2 separate regions of the Homo sapiens genome follow, and region 1 is linked to region 2. The links are chromatin contacts, found by Hi-C in ENCODE. All regions are on one chromosome and are shown on one strand. Each heading gives the region's core, a stretch centred on a gene start or an enhancer-like site at or near the end of the contact. The rest is flanking DNA. Distances are from core to core; before and after follow the strand shown. Region 1 holds the start of VAV3-AS1 (VAV3 antisense RNA 1). Region 2 holds the start of GPR88 (G protein-coupled receptor 88).

The links. Hi-C counts contacts between places; a loop is a spot of excess contacts on that map. Pooled maps may share reads with other maps.
Region 1: a map with no recorded cell type shows a loop between it and region 2 (9-fold over the local background). The contact joins the promoter of VAV3-AS1 here to the promoter of GPR88 in region 2. A Hi-C loop is called at or near these places in 2 of 37 single-sample maps with no recorded cell type and 2 of 50 pooled maps.

The regions. Positions count from the first base shown.
Region 1 is chr1:107,961,643-107,966,064 of GRCh38, forward strand. VAV3-AS1 (VAV3 antisense RNA 1) reads left to right here and starts at 2,801. Exons shown (of 3, transcript NR_046653.1): 1 at 2,801-2,862. It overlaps VAV3 (vav guanine nucleotide exchange factor 3), which reads right to left and starts at 3,538. Exons shown (of 27, transcript NM_006113.5): 1 at 3,024-3,538. The coding sequence starts at 3,227. RefSeq lists enhancers at 2,549-2,678, 4,025-4,319, 4,255-4,324.
Region 2 is chr1:100,534,736-100,539,462 of GRCh38, forward strand. It overlaps GPR88 (G protein-coupled receptor 88), which reads left to right and starts at 3,404. Exons shown (of 2, transcript NM_022049.3): 1 at 3,404-3,767; 2 at 4,159-4,727. The coding sequence starts at 4,232. RefSeq lists enhancers at 3,828-4,677, 4,126-4,525, 4,678-4,727.

The DNA.
Region 1 (4,422 bases), core at 1,551-4,050, 7.4 Mb after region 2:
TAAAAACAAACACTAAATCAGCATGAAAAAATATACTTATTTTTGAACTGAAGATCATCCTCTTACCAAGATGGCAAGATCAAAAACAAACTGATGTCAACAGCCAGAAAGAACAATAAGTAAGAAAACTGGGATCCCATCCATGCTTTTATTTTGAAAGATAATCAACTAACTTATTAAGATTCCAAGATTCAAACCTATAATTGAGCAGTCATTATTTGCAGTTATTTATTTTTTTAAATGCAAACAAGGCAGAAGGCTAACAGAGAATAGAAAGGCATCCCACTCACTGGAATAAACACTCATTTTAAAAGGCTGGTCATTTTATAGCCTCTTTCAGGAAAGCTAAACAGGCTACAAACAAAACATCAATAAATTAAAATTTCTTTTGTCAACATCTGCTCTTTACAGTCTCAATATGTCACAAAAGTCAGAAGTGACAGCTTCCAGTTATTTCTCAGGTTAGGAGATCATGTGCTATAAAAAATAGTCTATTTCAAATTAATATCTTCAACAGAATCTAAGTAGACAGAACGACTCTCAGACATACCAAAACGCCACAAGTACTAGTAATGACATCTCTAACTCCAGGGGAATACATTCTGCTGGGACATGACAGGGTTGTACCAGGTTAATAGTGTATTCACTACAGCTAGAACCTTTCCCAAGAAAGAGATGAGTAGTTAGCGGCAAAATGTCTAGGGTTATCAGCCCAAAGGAACCGGTAGGCCTCTACAATTGTTTTAAAATTTCTATTGGAACCTATTACTCTTAATATAACAATAGCAGAAAAAATGTTTTTCATAATTTTGCTAATAGTAAACATTTATTAAGTACATGTGCTAGGCACTATAAGCATGTTAAATACGTCAAGTTGTTTCATAAAATCATTTCATAAGTCTCATTAAAGGATTTAATGACAACCTGCATGATACAAACTCATCGGCCTAGCATCCACTTGTTCAGCAGCCTTGCCTCTCTGCAATGAGGCCAAGAACCATGAGGAAAGCAAAAACAGACATCACCAGGCTCAGGTACTAGCCTTCTAGGATTCACATTTGAGGGAAGCACCCTCTCATAGGACATTACAGGAGAAACTGTACTTAATTTGGAACCAGAAACCTCAAGGTTGAACAGACTTAAGAACTCAAAAGTGCAACGGCACAAAGAAGGTCATTAGCTGTCCTACTTACCTTATTATAACCCAGTGATTTACCATCTGATAGCATAGTGTAATAATTCCTTTAGGGCAAGTATCCTGGTGTGCTCATTTTGCTACCCCCACTAGGGAACAGAACTCTTAGAGCATTGTATGTGCTCAATTTTCATTAATGATGCTTATAATGACAATCTTTGGTCATCAGAAAGATTAAATTACATCTAACATAAGAGGAGAAGAGTGAAACACATTCAAAACGATTCTCATCCATTGTTAGCATTCAAATAAAGGCTTCGAGGTTTAAAAAGGTCTTCAGCTGTCCAGAAAACGTGATTATTGAGAGCAACTGCTGAGAGTTCCAGGAAACAAGTTCCAGGAAATGTGCACAGTACTGTACTCCCTACTGGTGGGCCAAGGCATCCTGACCCACGCTGCCTCCTGAGGCTACAGGCAAAGTGGAAAATGGGGATGTGTGAGAGTAGCTAACTGCAGCTCCCACCATAATAGAAAAGTCTGCCAAACCCCTCAAAGGAATTTCCAGAGTTGAGACAACTCTGAAGGGGTACCGAGAGGTAGCAATCACCATGCATGTTTATGGGGGTATAAAATAATTTACCTCACTTTTAAATACGTATGGCTCTCCCCACTTCCATGCCTGTTCTTTCTTAGGGACTGCCCACCAGCAGGTTGAAGGCAAACAGGCAAGGAATGCAGAATCTGAAGTGCAGGGGACCCTGATGAAACACTGACACCAAGAATCACAGATGACTGTGTGTGCTCTAACTTTAAATACATACTTATTAAATCATATAAAGTCCGTTCCTTCTTAAAAGGCGCTGCTCTGGTTGCTAAGTAGCTGAGGCTCTGCGTCATAGAGGATTAGTGCTGAAATGTGTCAGGGAGAGGGCTCTGTCCTCTCCCTTTTAAGTTGAAAGCAGTTTGGTTTTTTGTTTTGTTTTAACATTCTGAAAGAGAAAGAGGCTCTGAACCGAGTTTAACATCCTTCTGTACAAAAATTTTCCGACAGGACAAATAAACTACTCTTCCACTGAACTGTGACTTTTGAGCTGACTCTAGGGTGCACCCAACCTTCCAGAGGTGTCTGGCTTAACCCTCAAAGAGGCAGCTCCAGCCCCAGGAGCCGACCGGCACCACAGCACCTGAGCAGGGCACTGCAGGAAGGAAAGCGGAATCTCTAGTGAAACTTCTCATTTCCTGTCGCTGCTGAGAGAGGCTGGACTCGCTCCTTCTCACATGGCTTAGGAAGAGCTGTAAACGGGAGCTTGCCGGCTGGCCACCAGCTCAGGGGCCCTGGGGGCGGCCTCCGGGTTCTGCTCCCTGTTCTTCCCTTTGACCAATGTCACTCCTGGACAGATAACGGGACCAAACGCCCTTCACTTCCTCGAGTCCTCATGTATGTCATGGTTCCTCTTTTAGGAAAACATGAGTACAAGACGCAAAGCAAAAGAAGAGACTAAAGGCAAATTACCCCATCACCTCGTTTCGTCCCTCCCCTTCGTTATTATAGAAGAGCTTGATCAAATTCCCTTTGTCGCGCCACACACACGCAGAGTAGGTGAAGGGCACCCTAAGACAACTTATTTCTTTCCCGCCTCACAGAAAGCCTTTACGAAATCCTCACACCATCTCCGGACGCAAAGCTTTCGCATTCAGCTTGAGGAGCTAAACCATTTCAAGCCAAGGTAGGAAACGCCAAAGTGGTGCCGAAGTGGTCCCAAAGCAGAAGGCTGGGAAGCAGGGCAAGCTCAGCGCACCTAGACGTTTGCATTTACACAAAGAAATTAGCCGCATGATTAATGGGAGCTGCCGGCTGGAGGCGGGGCGCCCGTGCCGGCCTCCTCACCTGGGACATCTGCGGCCTCAGGTTGATCTCCTTCAGGTTGATGGAGTGCGCCCGGAGGTTGTTAAGCAGCTGGCAGAGCAGGACTCCATCGCGGAGGGTCTGCGCAAGGTCGAACACCTGAGCCGAGTCCCAGGTCACCCGGTGGTTGGTGGGCAGCACCTTGCAATGGATGAGCCACTGCGCGCACTGCTTCCACGGCTCCATGCCCGACGGCTCCGGGACGCGGCTGGGCCGGGGCGGGCGGCAAGGATGCGGCCGCCGCCGCCGCCGCCGCGGTTCCTCCGCGCCCCGCCGACGCCAACAGCCGCCGGCCCTTTCCCCGCGCGGGATCGAGGGAGCAGGAGCCGCGGCTGACGGGTCGCGGGCGCCGCGCTAGGCTCGGCTCCGGTCCCGGCCCGGGTGCGCCGCGACCCGGCCGCCGCTGCAGCGAGTCCCGCGCGCTCTCCGTGCGCCCCGGCCGGCTCGGCGGCGGCTGCCGCGCACAGGCTTCCGACTCCAGCGCCCGGCCCGCCACTGAGCATGCCCAGCACGCCGGCCGGTCTCGCTGCGGTCCGCAAGTCCCCAGACGCGCGGGTGGGAGCGCGCCGGCGGCCGGGGCTGGGGTCTGTGGCCGAGGGCGGGGCGCGGGGGAGGGGCCGGCGGAGGGGGGCGGCGGCCAGAAAGGGGATCCCGCGCCCCCGCCTGCAGCCTTGCGGGGCTCACGCAGCCCCCGGCGTCCTGGGGTCTTCTCTCGGGGCGGCTTCCCGGCTTTGCGGGGAGTGTGGCTGAATACTGTAATACGATGGGGTCCCCCAGGACCCCCTAAACAACAAATGCTCAAAGGAGCGACGGATTAATTGGGGCACCCAGACTCCCCAGAGCAATGAAAAAAGTGCCTAGAGCATCAGTAGAGCACGGCGCTGAAAGTTTTAGAGATCGTCGCCCCCTCGCCCCTTGCAGCTCTATCCCCTCCATTCTCTATAGCTGATTCCTCAGCCTATTCCTCCTAGTTGCCCCTAGTGGTGTTTTGGCACCCTCAAAGTGAGTGAGAGTGCGTGTGTGGAGACGCCTGCGGAAACCGCCCCGATCCCTGAGCCTATTTCCTCGCGAGGTGATTTTCACTTGGAGCTGGTTTGCCCCTGCACTGTCAGGCTCGGAACTGTTTGCCGTTGCTGTTCTGGCCCTTTTGCTGACCCCACAAAAACCTGCTTGAGAAAGGCCTGTGCCACGGTGCTAGACTGCGCATGCGTCGGCGACTGGCGGCCGGGTTTGAGAGCAAAGCGCGTTAGCCCTGGGCAGCTCCTGCCGGGCTGTTCTGGGATCCTTAGTGAAAGTTGGAACTTGACCCCAGAACTTTTGCGCAGTGCACAAGCAGTGCATTCGTGTTTCTTAAGTAAATCTTTTGGAGACTCTAAACCCT
Region 2 (4,727 bases), core at 2,154-4,653:
TTCACTTCATATAAAAGTCATACTAGAAATAGATAGAAATGTCTCTAACTTATAAACAATATATCAGAAAACTATAACAAACACCATATTTGATAGTGAATTATTAGAAACACTAGGGTAACAATGGGGACTATTAACCAAATCAGTGACCATAGGAGAATGAGTGGGATGAGGAGGGAGAGAGGCCAGCCGAATGGAGAGTTCCAACACGTCTGCAACTCTGGAAAGAAGTAAGCTTGGTGGGAAAGAATCTGTGGGTGACCCATAGGCGAGAGTGGAAGGCAGGAATCAGATGAGATCAATTAGGGAGAGAGAGTAGGGTGAGAAGAGAACCAAGAAGAGAAGCCAGGAACACTATCTTAAAGGAGCCATGACACTGGGGAGCCAGAGACTGAGTCTGGAAGGGAGCAGACAGAGGAACAGAAGCAAAGGGAAACCTGGAGGGAAATGGCACTGAGGAGGAGGGTGTTCTTCACAGAGTCAAAGTAGAGGGCAAGGATTTAGGAGTCACGATTTGCTACTGAGAGGCTACTGTTAACCTTGGCCAAAGCTGTTTCTGTGGAGCAGGGAGAGCTAAGGGCCGTGTGGGTGGGTATTCAATGGTAAAATCAGAAGTAGAAGGAGAAAATGAGCACTTCCATCAGGAAGGGGAAGTGAGCTGTGTGTAGGCACCATGAGAAGGAGGTGAAGTTCCAGGGGAGTTTTATGAGGTTGTGGTGAAATCAGCATTTTTGTAAGTCTGAAGGGGAGCAAGCAGTGGAGAGCAGAGAGACTGACAAGAGACAGCAGAAAGCAGATGACTGATGGGGCAAGTTCCTGCTGAAGGTGGGAGGAAAGAGATGCTCATAAAAGTGAATTACTGTTTCACCGTGGAGAAAACATAAATGAAATCATTTACACTGCCATTCACTTATTAATTCAGTAAGTATTGATTAAGTTTCTACTATGTCCCAGGCACTGACCTGGTGCTGGAAATAAGATAGAAAAAATTCCCACCCTATATTATGTAAGTTCATTAACTTAAAACAAAAGGAAAACCAAATCCAGAAACAAACAAAAATTTGGCCCCTGTCAGGCCAGCGCTAAGGGAGGCATGGTCTTGGAGGAAGTGTGTGTGACTGCCAGGCACTGGAGTCCCTCAGCAGGAATGCTGCTCGTCTCAAAGGCAACACAAAGTGGCAGCTGGGACCAGGGATCCAGAATTTGAATACCCTCCCACCACATTCTATCAGAGAGTCCTTTAGGACTATGTTAATGTGAGAGAAAAAACTTTACTTCAATGGCAAGTTTTAACTATGAATGATTAGGAGAGTCTCCTTTCTCCTGAAACATTGCTCTTAGGGACAGAGTGGAAAAGACTCCTGGACATATGGGCCAGAACTACAATGCATGTTACAGAGAAGAGGTATACGCCATGTGTCATAACTAGAAAGGAGAAATGCAGGCTTGCTGTGCTTAATGCACTCAAAACCTCAATAAGGACAAATGGCAATAGGCAAAAAGATGATGACAAATACTCATCTCATTTACATCAGTAAACTTGATATCGAAACCTTCAACCCTCTGAATAGCAAGTCACTGGTTCTTTTCTTTCACTTCCCCCTCCGGCCCCTGCCCCTGCCCCAACCAATTTCATTCAGATATAGCTTAGCTGGACCAAATCTATCAAGTCATGCTTATCCTTAATCCTCATCAGAGTTCTTGAAGTCATCAACTAACCATATTGATTTTGAAATAGAAAAAGAAAAGCAGAGAAGCTGTGTTTTGACCTCTCTCCTGAAACATTGCTCTTAGGGACATATGACCCAGAACTACAACTGCAATGCATGTTAGATAGAAGAGGTATATGCCATGTGTCATAATTAGAGAGAAGAAATGCTAAATTCATGAATAGGGATTCACAGAAAGTTTTAACAGAAAGGGCCTTTGAAGTGACTGACTGTGAACTTATTTGACAAGATGAAAATAATCCATCGCAAGGCTACATGATGGATGCTCGGCTTAGTATCTGGGTGTGCTGCAACCCCACCTAACATTTTTTTCTATTATGCCATGTTACCATATTCCCATATTGAGTTACATTTTCAAATACATGACTTTTCCAGTGAATAATTGAGAGAACTCCTTTTCTGAAAAAATTCCCACATGGAATGGATAAATGAACACTTGCACCAAAGAAGATGCCAACATCAGACTGCAAATCTCCAAGACAGACAAGACAAAAAGTTCTGAAGTGAAAAGTCATCTTTGTTCACACTGTGGATTATTCAGGTTTCTTGCTTTCCCCCTGACACACATTTTTTTAAAATTGACTTTATTTTTTTAGAGCAATTTTAGATTCATGGCAAATTTGAGTGAAAGATACAGAGATTTCCCATGTACTCCCTGCCCCTCGCATACATAGCCTCTCCCATTATCAAAATCCCCCACCAGAGTGGTTCGTCTGTTACAATTGAATGTACGTTGACACATCATTCCCCAAAGTCCATGGCTTACACTGATGTTTCACATTCTGCCACTTTGGGCAAATTTATAAGTACACAGATCCACTATTATGGTATCATACAGAGTAGTTCCACTGTCCTAAGAATCTTCCGTGATCATCTATTCATTCCTCCTTTCCCCCTAACTCGGGCAACCACTGGTCTTTTTAACTGTCTCCATAGTTTTGCCTTCTCAAGAATGTCATAGTTGGTAGCATACAGTATGTAGTCCTTTCCAGTTGGCTTCTGTCACTTAGTGATACACACTTAAGGTTCCTTCATGTCTTTTCATGGCTGGACAGCTCATTTCTTTTTAGCACTGAATAATATTCCATTGTCTAGATGTACCACTGACATCTGCTTTAAATCTTTTGCCCATTTCATTTTTACCCTCTAACCATTTCATTACTAAAACACAAAACAAACTCCGGAAAGGAGTTTGTTGATGAGAAAACACTGAAAGTACGATTTAAATTGAGGAATGGAGATTTTCTGTGGATAATTGTCTATGTTCCACTTTACCAAAGAAAAATGAATTTCAAGTAGTGCATAAAGTAATTCTCGTTAAAAAATGTGGGAATAAAGAGATCAGTCCTGGGTACTGGGAATATATTTATCTCACAGAAAAATCTTGCCCACAAAATGCATCAGACTGAGATGAAATACTCTAGGGTATATTAAATTTTATTCTAATATTGAAGGGAGGGAAAAAAAGGACGGAAAGAAAAATGAAACAGGATGAAAAATAAGGTGATTGGGAGAGAGAAAAGACAGAGAAACTTGTTAACGACAGGACTTTCTGAGCAAGATATTTTTCTTCCTTTTACAAGTTGGAAGCTATTGAATAATTCATGCCAAGCGTGGAAAGGCTGTCTTTTCCCTGGATGATGTATAACTAAGCAGGAGAGAGCTTCGAGTGGGTTCACCACATCAGCCACCACTCCTGCTTCTGAGCACAGGGTGCTCTCCTCTTGAGCTCAGCTTCTGCTTTTGCAGCCAAGCATTCTTGCTGCTGCTGCCTGCCTGCCCACCCGCCTGGGCTTGCAGCCCGCCACTTTACTTTCTCCAGCCCTGATACCAGCTGAGAAGTCTCCCTGCAGCTGCTAGTTCCTGCCCAGGACCATGTGTGTGGATGCTGCTTGGGAGAAGCGGGCACTTGCTCCTGGCACTGATCCCAGCTGAGTTTCTCCTGTTGATTTCTGGACCACTGATGCTGTTGCTGAGGAGGTATTTCCCGGCATCCCTCCCCCTGAGACACCGGCTAAGGACCAGCCTAAACGCAAGGTAACCTTCACCTCTTTCCCATGGGATTTTCCCCAGCTGGGATATCTCTGCTTTCTCCTGGAACTAGGTCCTCCAGCTGGCAACATATCTCTCTCTCTCTCTCTCTCTCTCTCTCTCTCTCTCTCTCTGTGTGTGTGTGTGTGTGTTGGGGGAGAAGAGGAGACTGTTTTAGGTATTGCTCTGTCCTAGGGCTTCCCCGATACCTGCTGAATCCAATGCAAAGTGGCCTTTCCCCTGGCTCTGGAGACATTTCCGAGGCAGGCACCTGTCATCTGCCACCCCCGTCCTCCTCCTCGAGCTCCCTTTCTCCCCCTCCCCCAGCCCATTATTCTGCTTCAGCCTTTTGTGTCAGTGGCAGAGGGCTGAAGGGATGTCTTTGCCCTTCTGGCAGGCAGGACAGTGTCAGGATGGACCGCGCTGCCAGAAGCCGACGCTAGCGAGGGAGGTGTGAAGAGTTGGCCAGAATGACCAACTCCTCCTCCACATCCACCTCCTCCACCACCGGTGGCTCGCTGCTGCTGCTCTGCGAGGAAGAGGAGTCGTGGGCGGGCCGGCGCATCCCGGTGTCACTCCTGTATTCGGGCCTGGCCATCGGGGGCACGCTGGCCAACGGCATGGTCATCTATCTCGTGTCGTCCTTCCGAAAGCTGCAGACCACCAGCAACGCCTTCATCGTGAACGGCTGCGCCGCCGACCTCAGCGTCTGCGCCCTCTGGATGCCGCAGGAGGCGGTGCTCGGGCTCCTGCCCACCGGCTCTGCGGAGCCCCCCGCAGACTGGGACGGCGCTGGGGGCAGCTACCGCCTGCTACGGGGTGGGCTGCTGGGCCTCGGACTCACGGTGTCCCTCCTCTCCCACTGCCTCGTGGCCCTGAACCGCTACCTGCTCATCACCCGGGCGCCCGCCACCTACCAGGCGCTGTACCAGAGGCGCCACACGGCGGGCATGCTGGCGCTGTCCT